Regions from separate parts of the Homo sapiens genome. Here region 1 is linked to region 2. A link is a loop called in an ENCODE intact Hi-C map of the cell type or tissue named here. Cell type or tissue: GM12878. All regions are shown on one strand.

What was found. Hi-C counts contacts between places; a loop is a spot of excess contacts. Peaks named below come from ENCODE experiments on the same cell type or tissue, not always from the same donor. Only the 100,000 strongest peaks of a DNase experiment are listed, where the experiment ranks them.
Region 1: it touches region 2 in a loop (7-fold over the local background); 9 of 110 quality-filtered maps call a loop at or near these places.

Annotation. Positions count from the first base shown.
Region 1 is chr5:100,770,399-100,778,398 of GRCh38, reverse strand. No RefSeq gene overlaps it. Among named protein-coding and RNA genes, the nearest start is that of MIR548P, 42 kb to the left of the region's middle. RefSeq lists enhancers at 592-661, 433-1,632. In GM12878, a CTCF peak has its summit at 3,454 (motif pointing left); a DNase peak (open chromatin) is centred at 528; H3K4me3 peaks cover 412 bases; H3K27ac peaks cover 1,733 bases.
Region 2 is chr5:101,042,005-101,050,004 of GRCh38, reverse strand. No RefSeq gene overlaps it. Among named protein-coding and RNA genes, the nearest start is that of ST8SIA4, 140 kb to the right of the region's middle. In GM12878, no CTCF peak of the experiment used is centred here; a DNase peak (open chromatin) is centred at 4,102.

The sequences.
Region 1 (8,000 bases), 270 kb after region 2:
GGATAAGTCAAAGATAACGCCCATGTTTCTAATTTGTGAAACAATATAGAGAGTGATATAATTCACTGAGGCAAAGGACACCAGAAAAGAATCAGATTGAAGAGTGGTAAATCAAGAACCCTGTGTATGGTAAGTTGAACTGCTGTAACTTTTTTGTGTTAATGTGTAATTATTAAAGAACCAGTTGAATATTGAATGTACTGATCTGGAGCCGAGAGGTTTGAATTAGAGATGTGGTTGCTATTCAGCGGGGAGAATCAGGAAGCAAATTCACCAAGGAAAAGGTATTCTCCAAGTGCAACATGATCAGAACAGGCTGGAAGCCAGAAATATTACATAGGATGCACATGTAAAGCTTACGGATGGGGAGCTGAAATTTTAACTGGAACCAAGAGAGATATGCTGCCAAATAAATGAATTGAGAAATCTTTAACTTAGTAGCAACATTTAAAGCCATAGAGGTATATACAATGTATAAGAGAGAAAACATAGAAAGGGAACAGAAACTTGGCAGAGGGCCCCATTTATGGAGCAGACGGCAGAAGAGAAGCTGAAACAGGAAATGAAGAAAGCATGAGTCACTGGGAAGCAAAACTTTAAAATGCAACTTCAGAAGAATCAAAGGAAGATAGTTTTAAGATAGCCCCAATAAACATTTAAAAAGTACCTCAGAGAAACCAAAGAAAAGAGCTTAGACATACCCCATGAAATTAGCAATTTTATCATACTTGAAGGCAGTGATGGAGTCTATAGTCAACTTGTAAGTAATGTGGGAAGTCTATAGATATTTGTCAAAATCTTTACTGGTTGTTTTCCCAAGGATCCAAATTCTTCCTTTTAAACAGTATGTCTTTATCTCTGGAATCAACATGAGAATATCAGAAAAACAAAATATTCTCTTTTAACATTTGTCATAATAATGTATATGCAGGACAATACGTTATAAGCATTTATATTAGTTATACATGTTACCAGTTATCTGAATTACATTAAAATTAGCATCTCCATTTCCAGGTGGATATTTTAAGGCCAAGGAAATGTCAAATGACTTGCCTTTTGTTCTGGTAAATCAGAGAAAATGGGCCTATCACTTAATGTTAATAGCACTTGGAATGCCTTCCAATTTATTTTAATTAAGGTCTTCATTTTCTGTGCATTTTTATATAATTTATTTTAAAATAATTTATAGCAAGGGAAAATTGTGATTTATTAAGAATAATCAGGACTTAATTCAGGCTAATATAACAGAATACCAAAGACTGGGTGGCTTAAACAACAAACTGTTTTTTTTTTGTTTTGTTTTGTTTTGTTTTGTTTTTGAGATGGAGTCTTCCTCTATTATCCAGGTTGGAGTGCAGTGGTGTGATCTCAGCTCACCACAACCTCCGCCTCCCAGATTCAAGCCATTCTCCTGCCTCAGCCTCCTGAGTAGCTGATTACAGGTGCGTGCCACCATGCCCAGCTAATTTTTGTATTTTGAGTAGAGACGGGGTTTCACTATGTTGGCCAGGCTGGTCTTGAACTCCTGACCTCGTGATCCACCTGCCTTGGCCTCCCAAAGTGCTGTGATTACAGGCGTGAGCCACTGCACCCTGCCAAACAACAAACATTTATTTCTCACCATCCAGAGGCTGGGAGGTCCAAGATCAAGGTGCTAGCAAATTCAGTGTCTAGTGAAGGCCTTCTTCCTGATTTTCAGATGACTGATTTCCTGCAGTATCCTCACATAGTGAAGAGAGAGGGAGTGAGCACTCAAGGTCTCTTCTATAAGGGCACAAGTCCCATTTATTAGGGCTCCACCCTTATGGCCCAATCACCTTCCAAAGGCTTCATCTCCTAATTACATCACATTGTGGGTTAGGATTTTAACATATAAATTTGGCGGTGATACAAACATTTAAGCCACAACAAACCACAAATAAATAAATGCTTCCAAACTTATTAAGAGCATTCTTCTCTCCTTTAAATTAATGTTGACATTAGAATTCACTAAAGGAGACCAAATTTTTTTTGTATTCTGCTGTTGTGACTCAGCAATACATACTTCTTCAATCAGCCTCTCTTGTATGAGCCTTATATTTCACAAACAATGGTTTGTGAAAGAAGTGTATATAATATATATAATTATGGCAAAGAAACATTGTGATTTGTTAAGAATAATCATGTCTTAGTTTAGGCTGCCGTTACAGAATACCATAGACTGGGTAGCTTAAAATATAAATAATATATATTTTTGAGTAAATGCATCAGAGACATTTAAAAATATTTTAAGCTTTAGGGTAGAGTTGTGGTAGGGAAAAGTTTGTATTTCTTTACCTGTGCCACTGCATCTTCAAAAAAAAAAAAAAAAGGAACTAAGTTATATATATTAAAGGAAATGTGTCACGTTAGTAGACCTAATTTCCTTTTCTTGATGCTTATTATCGGAATGGATTATTGCTTAATGAAAATTTTTAAAAAGGGGACCTCCTTCTACCCTGGGAATTTTTACAACATTTTGAAGAGCAAAGCTTAGTTTAAAAAGAATTTCCTTTGAATTTAAAAGCTGTTTTAAACATTGAGCACGTGCATTTTTATATGCATTTGTAGGCAAATGTCACACTTTCAGGCTTTAGCACCCTCTGGCCTCTACCCACAATGTCACTCTGCATGCCTCAGAAAACACAAAGAAGTAATGCCACTGGATAAATAACTTGAAGTGAGAGACCCTGTTCATTGCTGTGAGAAGCCAGCGATTTGTTTGACTCCTGCAGGGACCAGCCCTACAGGGTCCATGGGTCTCTCCCCGTGTGCGACGATGAGAGAGTGTAGAAATAAAGACACAAGACAAAGAGATAAAAGAAAAGACAGCTGGGCCTGGGGGACCACTACCACCAACGCGCGGAGACCAGTAGTGGCCCCGAATGTCTGGCTGCGCTGTTATTTATTGGATACAAAGCAAAAGGGGCAGGGTAAAGAGTGTGAGTCATCTCCAATGATAGGTAAGGTCACGTGGTTCACGTGTCCACTGGACAGGGGGCCCTTCCCTGCCTGGCAGCCAAGGCAGAGAGAGAGAGGAGACAAAGAGAAAGACAGCTTATGCCATATTTCTGCATATCAGAGACTTTTAGTACTTTCACTAATTTTCTACTGCTATCTAGAAGACAGAGCCAGGTGTACAGGATGGAACATGAAGGTGGACTAGGAGTGTGACCACTGAAGCACAGCATCACAGGGAGACGGTTAGGCTTCCGGATAACTGCCGGCAAGCCTAACTGATGTCAGGCCCTCCACAAAAGGTGAAGGAACAGAGTCTTCTCTAAACTCCCCCAGGGAAAAGGAGACTCCCTTTCCCGGTCTGCTAAGTAGCGGATGGTTTTCCTTGACACTTTTCGCTACCGCTAGACCACGGTCCGCCTGACAATGGGGGTCTTCCCAGATGCTGGCGTCACCGCCAGACCAAGGAGCCCTCTGGTGGCCCTGTCCGGGCATAACAGAAAGCTCTCACTCTTGTCTTCTGGTCACACCTCACTATGTCCCCTCAGCTCCTATCTCTGTGTGGCCTGGTTTTTCCTAGGTTATGATTATAGAGCGAGGATTATTATAATATTGGGATAAAGAGTAATTACTACCAACTAATGATTAATGATATTCATATATAATCATATCTAAGCTCTATATCTGGTATAACTATTCTTGTTTTATATTTTATTATACTGGAACAGCTCATGTCCTTGGTCTCTTGCCTCGGCGCCTGGGTGGCTTGCCACCCACAGACTCCTTGCTCTAGCAATAACATTTCTCTTGTCACCAAGCATCAGTAACATGTAAGGTCTATCAATAAAATATAATATGATGTTTGCTTCAAAAATGCACAATTTTTATACCACATTTTTGGATCATCTTCATTTTATCATTCTCTTAAACCTCCTACTCACTTTCCTTCTTTGAAATTCAGTAATTTTATTTTTTATTGTCCATTTTGGATATTGATTTTTTTAGATCTTCTTTTCTTTTGTAATCGGCTGCCATTTTGACCCTTCATCCCACCACCACATACACCTTCTAAAATTTGATGAGCTCTGTCCTATGTACCATCCTCAGAAAGTTTCCTTCATTACACCTATATCTAAGAAAGTAGATCATAATATTTAAAAATATGTTTTTTCGATGTTGCACCTTTTTGTGGTAAAATGGTTTAATAATGATTTTTAACATTTTCTTGCAAAGATAAAGGAGAGTCTTTTATCACAATGTACAAATTGCTTATATTCAAGAACAGAATTTACAGCATCTAGAGTAGGACTCGAGGAATCTCTCTTCCCACTTAGACTCTATCCTCTCATCTACCCTGTCCCCGGAAGGCCCAGCTAATATTGCCTGACCAGTAAACTATGAAAACAAAAGTGAATGAGTCAATATATTTCATTAAGATTCCACTCAAAGGGCTGGGTGCGGTGGCTCACGCCTGTAATCCCAGCACTTTTGGAGGCCGAGGCGGGCAGATCACGAGGTCATGAGATCAAGACTATTCTGGCTAACACGGTGAAAACCCATCTCTACTAAAAATACAAAAAATTAGCTGGGTGTGGTGGCGGGCGCCTGTAGTCCCAGCTACTCCGGAGGCTGAGGCGTGAACCTGGGAGGCAGAGCTTGCAGTAAGCTGAGATCGCGCCACTGCACTCCAGCCTGGGTGACAGAGCAAGACTCCGTCTCAAAAAAAAAGAAAAAAGATTCCACTCAAAGAGAATTTCTACCTTGGGGCCAGTGTAGTTCAAGGTTGGGCTGATGATCTTATGCTAATTTCCTATTTTCTCTCCATCTATGTGTACTTTAAATCCTTTAAAATGTATGAGATGTAAAGTGTAGGAGAAATAAAAAGAAATTATTTTGCACACAGATGGTAATACATATATATGTACCATCACCCCCCAAGATATGGTCCTAACATAAGTGGATCCCAGAGAGGTCTGGACACTTTTGAAAATGATGAAGCCATAAATGGTAGTGAATAGAGCATGCGAGTGAGTATTGTGCCATATCTTCAAGTTTGATTTCAGGCAAGCAAATACAACCTCCATGGTATGAGCCTCAGAATTCCTTTTGGAAGCAGAAATCCGAGCAAGATTACAGATAAAAATGACCCTCCATTGGCTACCCAGTGTCACTGTAGTGCCTTGGTTAAAATAGGCTGCCAAATCACTTCAGGAGAGTTGTTTAATTCCATCCTGATCAAATTTTACAGGTCTGTGATTCAAATTATTCCATGTTGTCGGTTTCAAGACTTCATCAGGAATGAATTTGTTCTGCTTGGAGTCCTTAGTTAGTGTTTGAGAAAGACCTCTGTGATTAGCCAAATCAAAACCTTTCAGCTGCGGCAGCAGCCACATTCAGACTGAATTTCTGCAGCTGACTTATCTAACAAAACATTATCCTCTCTTTAATCAAAGGCCTAAACACATGATTTTGTTACTCACTTTCAGTAAATAATTGAACTGCGAGCAAACTGCAGAATGTGGAGGAGCTACGAAGAGACACACCCTATCCCCACTCCCCAGGTGGGGGTATCTCTTCATTGCCACTCCACATAAATCCTCTCAAATCCTCTCAGTCCTCTCAACCCAGCTACTCATTCAGGGTGACAGAAGTGAGGCCTTTAGAATACTTCTGCCAGGGGAGCAGCTGAATGCAGGCAATTCAAATGTGTGTGAAAAATCTTAACAGGAGCACATCAGGGAAGTCTCTGCCTGACCAAACAAAGGCACATCTCCCACATTTACCAGCCAGAATCTGCTTTAGGTTAATTGTTCTGCATATTGCAGGTAGCTTATTTCCTGGGGCTTCCAGGAGCCACAGCTTCTTTCCACTATATGCAGAAACTGGTGGAGCTAGGAAGACACTGGGTACATTTCCCAGGGTCTTGAAGGGGATTCTAAATAGCCATCTTGTTTTTTCCACAGACTTTCTTTTTTTAAAAAAGCTCAATGACTGGCATCTCTCCTAGCTTAAGCATGCACACAAGTATAAAATTCTGATTTCTTGTTTCATGCATGGATAGTTGTTTATTGTTATCATTTGCTGGTTGGCTAAGCTCATTGATGACTTTAGAAGGCAAGCAAGTACCTCTAGTTTACAGCTGAGTACCTTGGCTGGTGTGGAGCTGTACTGGATGGGAGCTTATTTGGATGTCTGGTGTTTGTTCACGGTTATATGATGCTCTTACTTCTGCTTCAAAAACAGCAATTAATCAAGACATCTGACAAGTACTCTAGGATTGCTTTAGAACATCTAGCTTCCCAGCATCACCTGCAACCCTTCCACAGCCCCTAAGAGAGTAATGTTTCACTAATATTGCAGAAAACGCATCTGGACGATAATCCTGTGGCAACTCTACTCATAACTGATATTTTTCTTCCTAAACATGCGTATTCTCTGCTTGATTCTTTTTGTGACAAACAGCAATTAGTTGATTTGATGTTAAAGGTGAAGTCTATGACATTCAGATAAGATAAAAATGAGAATACTTAACGAGTGTTGTATTATTTAATCTTTATAACTATGAAAGATGGGTACAGTTATCTTTATTTTATTATTGAAGAAGTAAAGCACAAAGAGGTTAAAATACAGCTGAAAACAATACTGTATTATTAGCAGACGTTTTTTCTCCTGTTATTTCCACCTTAATTTTCCAAACCAAGCAGTATATTCATCACTGTTTTAGGATGAGATTTTAGTAAAGAAATAGCCAGTCTCTGGCTTTTGCATGCCCCATGCCTAAATTTATTAATACAGTGTTTGAGGCAAATATTACAATAGAAATAGTGACTTTTAGGGAGAGAAAAAATATCAAAATTTAAAAGAAGGAAAATGCCTTCCCATCTCCCACCTTCTAACCCCAACCCCTGGCTAAAGGAAAATTCTCCCACTTTAGATATCTGTGCTTACGTGATGAGTAAGAAATAAAGCTAAAGGGGAAAAAAGATGAAAGTGGTCCTGAGTTGAGACTATTGCTTCCTCAGAAAAATGAAAGCGATAATTAATTGCTAATAGACTTGTGTTGTGCTTGGGACCACAGATAGCCTAGGAGAGAGTTTCACATCAGAGGTGACAAGCAGAGATGAGTCAAATTCATTTAAATGGGAATAACAAGATGAATGATTTTGCATGAAGAAGATGTATGTTAGGTGTCCCTTTTGTATTTGTAGAACTAGTGATGAATTTTGGAAGAAAGGTAAGTTTTAATTTAGAAATACTGAGTTTGTATGACAGCAACTCCTCCAGGATAAAATATCAAAGAAGCAAGTTGAAATGTGGTACTGGGAATTAGCAGAGAGAGCCAGACTAGGGACATCATTTTAAGAGTTAAGCATAAAGATTATGGTTAAAGTCATGAAAAATGATAACTGAAAAGGCACTTAATATAAGCAGCAGTCATGTTCCAGTTACTATTGTATTCCTAATTTCTTTTTTTAAAATTACTTTCATTTATTCCTTCCGTAATGTTCTTTTTTAAATTTTTTTTAATTTTTATTTTTTATTTTTATTTTATTATTATTACACTTTAAGTTTTAGGGTACACGTGCACAATGTGCAGGTTAGTTACATATGTATACATGTGCCATGCTGGTGTGCTGCACCCATTAACTCATCATTTAGCATTAGGTCTATCTCCTAATGCTATCTCTCCCCCCTCCCCCCACCCCACAACAGTCCCCAGAGTGTGATGTTCCCCTTCCTGTGTCCATGTGTTCTCATTGTTCAATTCCCACCTATGAGTGAGAACATGCGGTGTTTGTTTTTTTGTCCTTGCAATAGTTTACTGAGAATGATGATTTCCAATTTCATCCATGTCCCTACAAAGGACATGAACTCATCATTTTTTATGGCTGCATAGTATTCCATGGTGTATATGTGCCACGTTTTCTTAATCCAGTCTATCATTGTTGGACATTTGGGTTGATTCCAAGTCTTTGCTATTGTGAATAATGCTGCAATAAACATACGTGTGCATGTGTCTTTAT
Region 2 (8,000 bases):
TTACAAGGAGAATTACAGGGTTTTAGAAGTCCATGGACAAGCTACTCCTTAACTATGAATACTAGGCTCTTTTTTGCTTCCAGCTTAATTGGGTATTGGTTTCAGTTGGGAAAATGACTGGGGTCTTTAAGCTGTATTTTGACTGGCACTGCCATTCTAGCCTTTCCAGGCATCCCAGTATACCATGCTAGGGCGTTGACTTGTTTCTTGACATGTCCTGGAACATTGTCTGCATCACTGACCATTAGCAATCTTGGTGGGCTGTTCTTAAATCACTCCAGTGCCCCTATTTTAATCATAGTATCCCATCCAAACAGGGGGACCAGGCAGCTTGGTACTATTAGAAATTCCTACTGGAAAATTTGTTTTTCAAATTAGCCAGTTAAAGGAGGGGCAAAATGCCTGACTTTATCTTTCCCTTCCATTCCTATAACAATCATGGTCCTAATGGAGGGTTTTCCTGCATAAGCAGTAAGGACAAAGTAACTTACTCCTGTGTCAAAAAGAAACAATTTGTGTACCCATTACAACCAGTAACCCAGGGGTCCTCAGTAGTAATGGTGATGTTCCAGGACAGCGGCAGTGAGAAAGGCCCCAGGATCCTTCAGTCTTCATCTAGTTCCTCCTTTTGCAGTGCTAGAGTCTTGACTGACTGAGTAGGGGAAGCCAATTCTCCAGTGCCAGGGGTCATGACTGGTCCCTTCACAATGATGGAAGGAGGCTGGCAGGGACTTAGTGCAATCCTTTGCCCAGTGTTCATTTTTCTTGCACTTGGAGCAAGAGCCTTTGCTGGCATTGTCTTTATGGCCCTTTGGGTTTCCCTTGGACATTCTTTGAGCATTCAGGGCATTGCAAATGACAGCTGCCATAATATTGGCTTGCCATTTTTCTTAACTCTGTTCTCATTTTTCCTTCTCCTTGTCACAATTTTTATATACTATAAAGGCTGTATCAATAAGCTGATTTTGATTACTTTGTGGTCCCATTTGCAATTTGGGGGGTTTGCACCTGATGCTTAGGAAGACTGGCTGATAAAATGCTGTGTCATTAGCATCATACCCTAGGGAGATGAAGGGTATAAATTTACATATTTCCTGAAGGCCTCTTCTAACCTCCCATGAAATACACCTGCCATGAAACACAGCTGGATTTTCTTCCTTTCCTTGTGTGACTTCCCTGACATTGTTATAATTTATGGCCTTGGTTATCCCTTTTTTCATTCTTCCAAGGAGTCCCTCAAGAAACTGCTCACTTGTTCATTCAGACAGGGGTATTATAAACCCAATTTGGGTTGGTGGTGGGCACCATGTCTGGGTCCAGGTGATTGCCCTGGGGTTTTGGACAAACATATGGTCCACCTCATGGGGGGCAGCCTCAAAAATCTTTTTCTTTTCCATAGAGGTGAAACAGGTTGCCAAAATGAATTGGACATATCTCCATGATAAATCAAAAGCCAGAGACAAAGTTTGGAAACTGTCTGCAAACCTGCCAGGGTCCTCAGAGTACCTTCCCAATTTTTCCTTACATTGTTGGTTATCAGTTATGGAAAATGGGTCTTGCACTTGAACTGGCCCTTCTACTCCTGCTATTTCCCTGAGAGGCAATTGTACTGGGGGAGCTGCTGAGTAGAGTGTTACATTTTGGGTGTGTTATGGGCTTAGGGTAATTTTTTCCTCTTCTGCCTGGCCTTACATGGTTGGAGCATTTGGCAAAAGGTTATACGGGGCAGCTGTAGTTCCTCCTGAGAGACAAATGGCCTTTATAGGAGGGGTCATCCACAATGTTCAGCTCAGTCTTAGGATTTTCTTTTTGAGGGACAGTCTTAGAAGCTGTACAGATGAAAGGATTATGAAAGGTGTTACCTATAGTGGTCTGCCCCAAGGAGGGCCTATTTGTTTCAGACGTCTCTGAACTTAGAGTGTCTCTGACCTTAAAGTGTCATGCATCTCTGACCTTAGAGTGGGTATCAGTGCTGTTTTGAATGTTTTCCCACCATAGGCAATCGAATGGTCTACTATGATTCCCTCAGTGCTGGGATATAACGCTCAGCTTTTTGCGTCAGACCAAGTGAGATAAGCTTCTTCAGCCTGTAACCCTCGTTAAACAAGGGACCTCGCAATATACCTTAAACTATTAATGAAATCAGAGGTATGTGTCAACAAACAAAAATTCTGGGTTCTCATGAAAAAATAATTCATACTTAAAACAGGAGTCCTTTGCCCCACTATGAGAAAAGGAATATAAAGCAGTCCCAAAATTTGGGCTTACCTCCTGGCTGTCTTGCCAAAATGCAGTACCGGATAGAAGGTCTTGACTGAGAATTGTTCAGATTCTGGGCGGGTTGAACAAAGAATTGAAAAAACCGCACAAAAAGAAGAAGCAATGAAAGACAAGCAACAGAAGAACAGGGTAATAAAGGCACAGATTTATGGAAGAAGCGAAAGTACAATTCACAGAGTGGGAACAGACTTGAGCAAGCACCTCCAGAGCCTCTCTAATGCAATGCTCCCCAGGGTTTTTATAAAGCCAAAATAACTTGGCAGCACCCCCCACGTGCCCTTTAGAGGCCTCCAATTGGTAACAGCCTATGAAGGATTGGCCTGTGACCAATCAGATGCTAAAGTAGAGGCCTGGCCCACAGTCAATCAGAGGCTAAAGTGGAAACTTCTGTCTTGTTACTACAGGAAAGGATGTGGCCTGTATACTGCCTAATCTTGCTTAGAACTAGCTGCACCTGTGGTTTTTTTTGATACTGCCTTAACCCTTAGTTACTCTAATTCCCTATTGTTCTGCCTCAAAACCACATCCAAACCATATTAGATGCCTATTAAGAGTTTTATTAAAAGTCTTAAGTAGCAATGATTATGAAGTTTAACCCATGCAACAGCCCTTTCAGGCTTCTTTTGTCTCCATCAACACCATTTTCTCAGGAGTCCTTTAGAACATTTCATTTCAAATGAGTGGGAACTAGAAAGTACCATGTAAAGAAATTGATTCATAGAGATTATTTCAGCATGCACATTCACAATTATGGTGTGGATACTATAAAAAATACAATTGGTGTCAATATATGCCTATTTTTATTACATATTCAGAAAAAGAGATTGTCAGATAGCCAAATATACAGTATTTGGTCCCTATGACAAAACAGCCTTCCAAATGATGTCATTTTCAAAATATTTAGGAAAAAACTATATAACATAAAATACTTTCTGAGAAAAATATGGATTACATTTCCAGGGTGTATCAAGGGTTAATGGCCTTACTACCTTTATCCTGGAATAAACAGTTGGTATATTAAGCCATTTTTGTTCTGCAGCTAACTTTATGTTGTATGGTCTTGGCAATAATGTGAGGATGGAAGCTGAGTATCTAACACTGTCAACATCAATTTTAATGATTTCTTTTCAAATATCAAAATCACAATGTCAAAAAATTACAAGAGTATGAATATCTTTGCAGGAATGGGTTTGGGTCTTGTTTTACTTTATAGGAGTAATTTCATATCACTTCATGTTATAGTATTTCTTCCTTAATAATGTGCCCATAAGTATAGACCCGAGGTATTTTTTTGACGTACGTTTTAGTAAGTTAATAAACATGCCACCTAGCACTTAAAAAAGAGTAGGTGGAGGTTTCTGTTTTAAACAATCCTAATCCTAACTTTAATCATTTGCTATCTTATCTAATTTTTATTTTGGATTCTAAGTTTGTACTAATAGAGTTTTCTGAAATTTTTGTTTTATGTGTTAAGAATTCTACTTCCAGCCATAACTTACATGTACAATAAAAGCAAAGCATTAGATGAAAATCAAATATGAAATAGTTTAGTACAAGAGGAAGATATATTTATGCACACTCTTAAGAAGTATCCTGTAAAATCTACATATGAACTTCTTGAAAAAAACAAAAATGTGCTAATAAACATTATTCTGCGTGTCTAAATTAATAAATATGGGGAAATAAAGGTTAATGGTGCTCTAGGAATAAAGCTGTTGTTTGTGTTTGATTAAACTATTACTCCTACGATGTATTTAAATTAGCAATTGTATTCTACTGATTTGATTTTGAAGCAAGAAAATAGTAGGAAACATTAAGAACAGAAGGTGGCAGGGTTCTCTTGGAAATGTGTTTCTGTTAATGAATGAATGCACTGTCCTTAGATATTTTTTACATAATATATACAAAAAAGATCAGATTGTTATACTCAGTACTGCAGATATTAAAGTGACATTTTAATCACATTTGATTATGTCTGTATAGCGACATTTTGTTTTATAATTGTCAGATATACATTTTCCAAGTTTTAAGCTACTGGAAACCAAAAATATTTACGTTCCTACTATTTTCTACTAAAATATTTGCCAGAGATGGCTTCATATTTCTGTTAGAATAACACACTACCTACAGAATTTCCCCTTATATACTCCTTAAGGTTTATTTTATGAACTTTGGCAAAATGACATCTTTTATATTACTTTCTGTATTCATTTGAAGCAGCAAGAAGTTTAATTTCTTTCCAGCATAAAAATATAAAAATAAGTTTAAAATGAAAATATTCCTTGTTTCATTGATACTTGCCTTATATTTTAGTATAATTAAAGAAATGTTTGTAGTTTTATAGTAGATAAATAGATGGTATAAAATAATTTTAATGAAGGCTATTGGGAACTGATAGTCCTTCTAATTAATTACATTATTCAAGCTAAAGTAAATACAGGAATGTTAGTCTACATAGTGTTTCCATTAATTTAAAATTAATTCAGTTTTCATTAAGAGTCATAAGGCCCTGCCAACAGTGGTCATTAGCCACTGTTTTGAAAGACAGAAACCTCACTTTTCTTCATGTATGCTTAAAACCGAAATATTTCCATATTAAATGGCCAAAATGGCCAAACCTTCCATAAATTACTATTTTTTAAAGATATTATAGTCTAAGCTAAAAAGAATAGAAAAAAACAACAATATAACCAAATAACAAAGCCCCACTTCTGTTTTATAATGTGAAATAGCTCTAAATATCTGAGGTGATGAGCATTCTGCAAGTCTTAGAGGAAATAATGCCTAATCTTTGCCTCAGCATGTGATTTCTTCATTGTCTAATTTCATTCACTCATTTTACAAATATTCAATCATAATTATTCTTCTTATTGCCAAAGTTTAACATTGTTAAACCATAATCTAAATATATGATTTAAGCTGAACTGACTCCATAATTTTGTTTTGAGGCTAAAAAAAAGTGCAACAAAGTTGAAGAATTTGTCACCTCCCAGAGACTGCATATCTTCCCTTACCTAACGTGACAGGCAAGGTTATTTCAAAGATATGAATACAAAATAACTAGTAATGCCTAAATCTTTCTAAAAGTTTGAAAGAAAAAAACATAAACAACATTGGTTTATGTTTATAAGGAAATAATTCTCATATGCATACAATTATAGTATTTGTAACAATAGGCTATTTATAGGACAGTGGTGAATTTGTGTTTTGATACCAACTATTTTCTTTTTCCTTTTATGTGATTGTAAAAGTAAAATATCTTCATAGGAAATGGGCAAATTCATTGCAGGAGGAAAAAGTAATTAGAATTAATTGCAACCTTGTCAGAGACATAACTTACTTTTAATAATATAGTATTTTTTCATTTTATTTTGCCAACATTTCTACTAATCTGTACTTTCAATGAAATGAAAAAAAAATTCTAGGTGCCATATGCTGTTATATAAATTTAATATGTATATGTAAAACAACAAATTTACATAATGTACATCATTATTTTTTGTTTTATACGGATAAGAAATCTGACATAGAGATTAAGCCATATAAGCAAGGTTACTGAGTTAGTAAGTAGTCAAGTCCAGGACTGAACCAAGAGGCAAGTCCTTAACTTTAGAATTGTCCCACCACATGAACTGAGTCACAATGAGCCAATCAAAAAAGTTAATTGTCAGAGAGACCCAGTAGCCACTTAGTTTTAATAAGAAGAAGGTATACTAGCAAAATTAAAATTCTCAAAAGACTGATGAAATCTATATAAGTAATAATAACATTCTTAAGGAATTTAGGTGTTTAGGTACAACCAAGAAACATCCACACCCATACAATGTCAAACACACACACAAACACACACAAACACACACACACACACACACACACACACACACATTTTCTAAAGCTAAAACAGATATTTTTCCAATTTAAAAAGTCAGTGGATAAGCTGAAGGAGGCAGTTCTCAACATTTAGAGTTTATTTATTGGCTTGAAATATCACATAAAATTAATTTTAACAATAGTGTAGCACATGTATAAAATTATGAAAATTAGGAGATAACAGAGATGGAGGATAAATCAAGAACTGGTGAGAAAAATAAGATGAAGAAAGAGAAAAATTGAGAAGGCACAACAATTTTAAAATATTTTGAGAAAATATTTCTATATAAAATCCTTATATAAATATGAAAAGTCAAAAGATCCCAATGGATTCAAGGATGGTTTTTTAGCTTCTGACAAAATTCTGAATTCTTATGCTAAAGGAAAGAATCTTACTACACTGAAAGCAACTGCAAGTCAATAGAAAATTTTGTTAAATTCCCTTTGGCCTGTGCTCCCTGTTAATTCATGAACCAGGTGCCTCCCATCCAAAGTCCATTTCCTTCCATTTCCATTGGTCAAACTGATATACTATAATCTGGCTCAAAATTTTCACCACTTCATATTAAAGATGATTCAACAAGATCCAAGTATGAGGTTATCGTCTTGGGGTTTTTTCCAACCCTCCTTTTTTTCTCTTCCCAATAGTGCCTTACCCTAATATTATGAATAATAGGTCTGAAAAACAATCCTCATAGTATCAATCTGTAAAAACACACACGATCAGATTGTTAGCAAATCAGAATAAAATGATTAAAGCTGTAACTCAATACCAAGTTTCATTAATAGTTTCAAAGACACAATCATTCAAGAGGCACAGACAGAGCTGGGAGAGATTTGGGGCATTTAGCACGATGTTATATAATGTCTTTTCTTTCTAGATCAAACATGGTCTGGGTTAGATGGATAAATAAGATTTCAAGTTGTGAGGTGTATTAGCCATCAAATATCATCTTTGAATCAGATAGTTGCAAAATTTATGTGATATTCTTCAGTGAACTAAATCACAATAATCCATTTATTCCAGGCTTACTTGCCATAGCATGCTAGACAGGTACATTCTGTGAAAGCATTTAATAGATAAGGACTTTTCTGCTACCAAAAACAAATTAGTTTGAATGTGGAGAGATGCATTATTAATATACTCAAAAGAGATTAGATAAAATAAACTACCTTATTTCTTCCACAGTAGAATCTGCCTGCTGCCCTCCTTCCCCTGGAGTAACTGAAGACAGAAGATCGTGATTTAACCACTTGAACCTTACCTTCTCAATATTAAAAAGAAGGCCAAGTGAAATCTATTCCAACAAAAGAAGCGTAGTTAGGTATTAGGAAATCTAAGAAAAAATTCATTATGGTATCAAAATTCAGGAGAAAATAATATAAATATATTTATGTAGAAAACCCACTTTGCTAGTTCAATATACATATTTTTACTCAGTTAAAAATACTTTTCAACAATATGTGATGTTTTATGTCAGTTCGCCCAGGCTGGAGTGCAGTGGCGCGGTCTCGGCTCACTGCAAGCTCCGCCTTCCGGGTTCCCGCCATTCTCCTACCTCAGCCTCCGGAGTAGCTGGGACTACAGGCGCCCGCCACCGCGCCTGGCTAATTTTTTTTTGTATTTTTTTAGTAGAGATGGCGTTTCACCGTGGTCTCCATCTCCTCACCTCGTGATCCGCCCGCCTCGGCCTCCCAAAGTGCTGGGATTACAGGCGTGAGCCACCGCGCCCGGCCAGAAGTCAGCTTTTTTCTTAATGTAAGTAAGCTTGAGACTTTCCTGTTGAAGAGAGGAACAAAACAAGAATGCACCATGTTTTTACTGCTATTTAAGATTGTTTTGAAAGTGT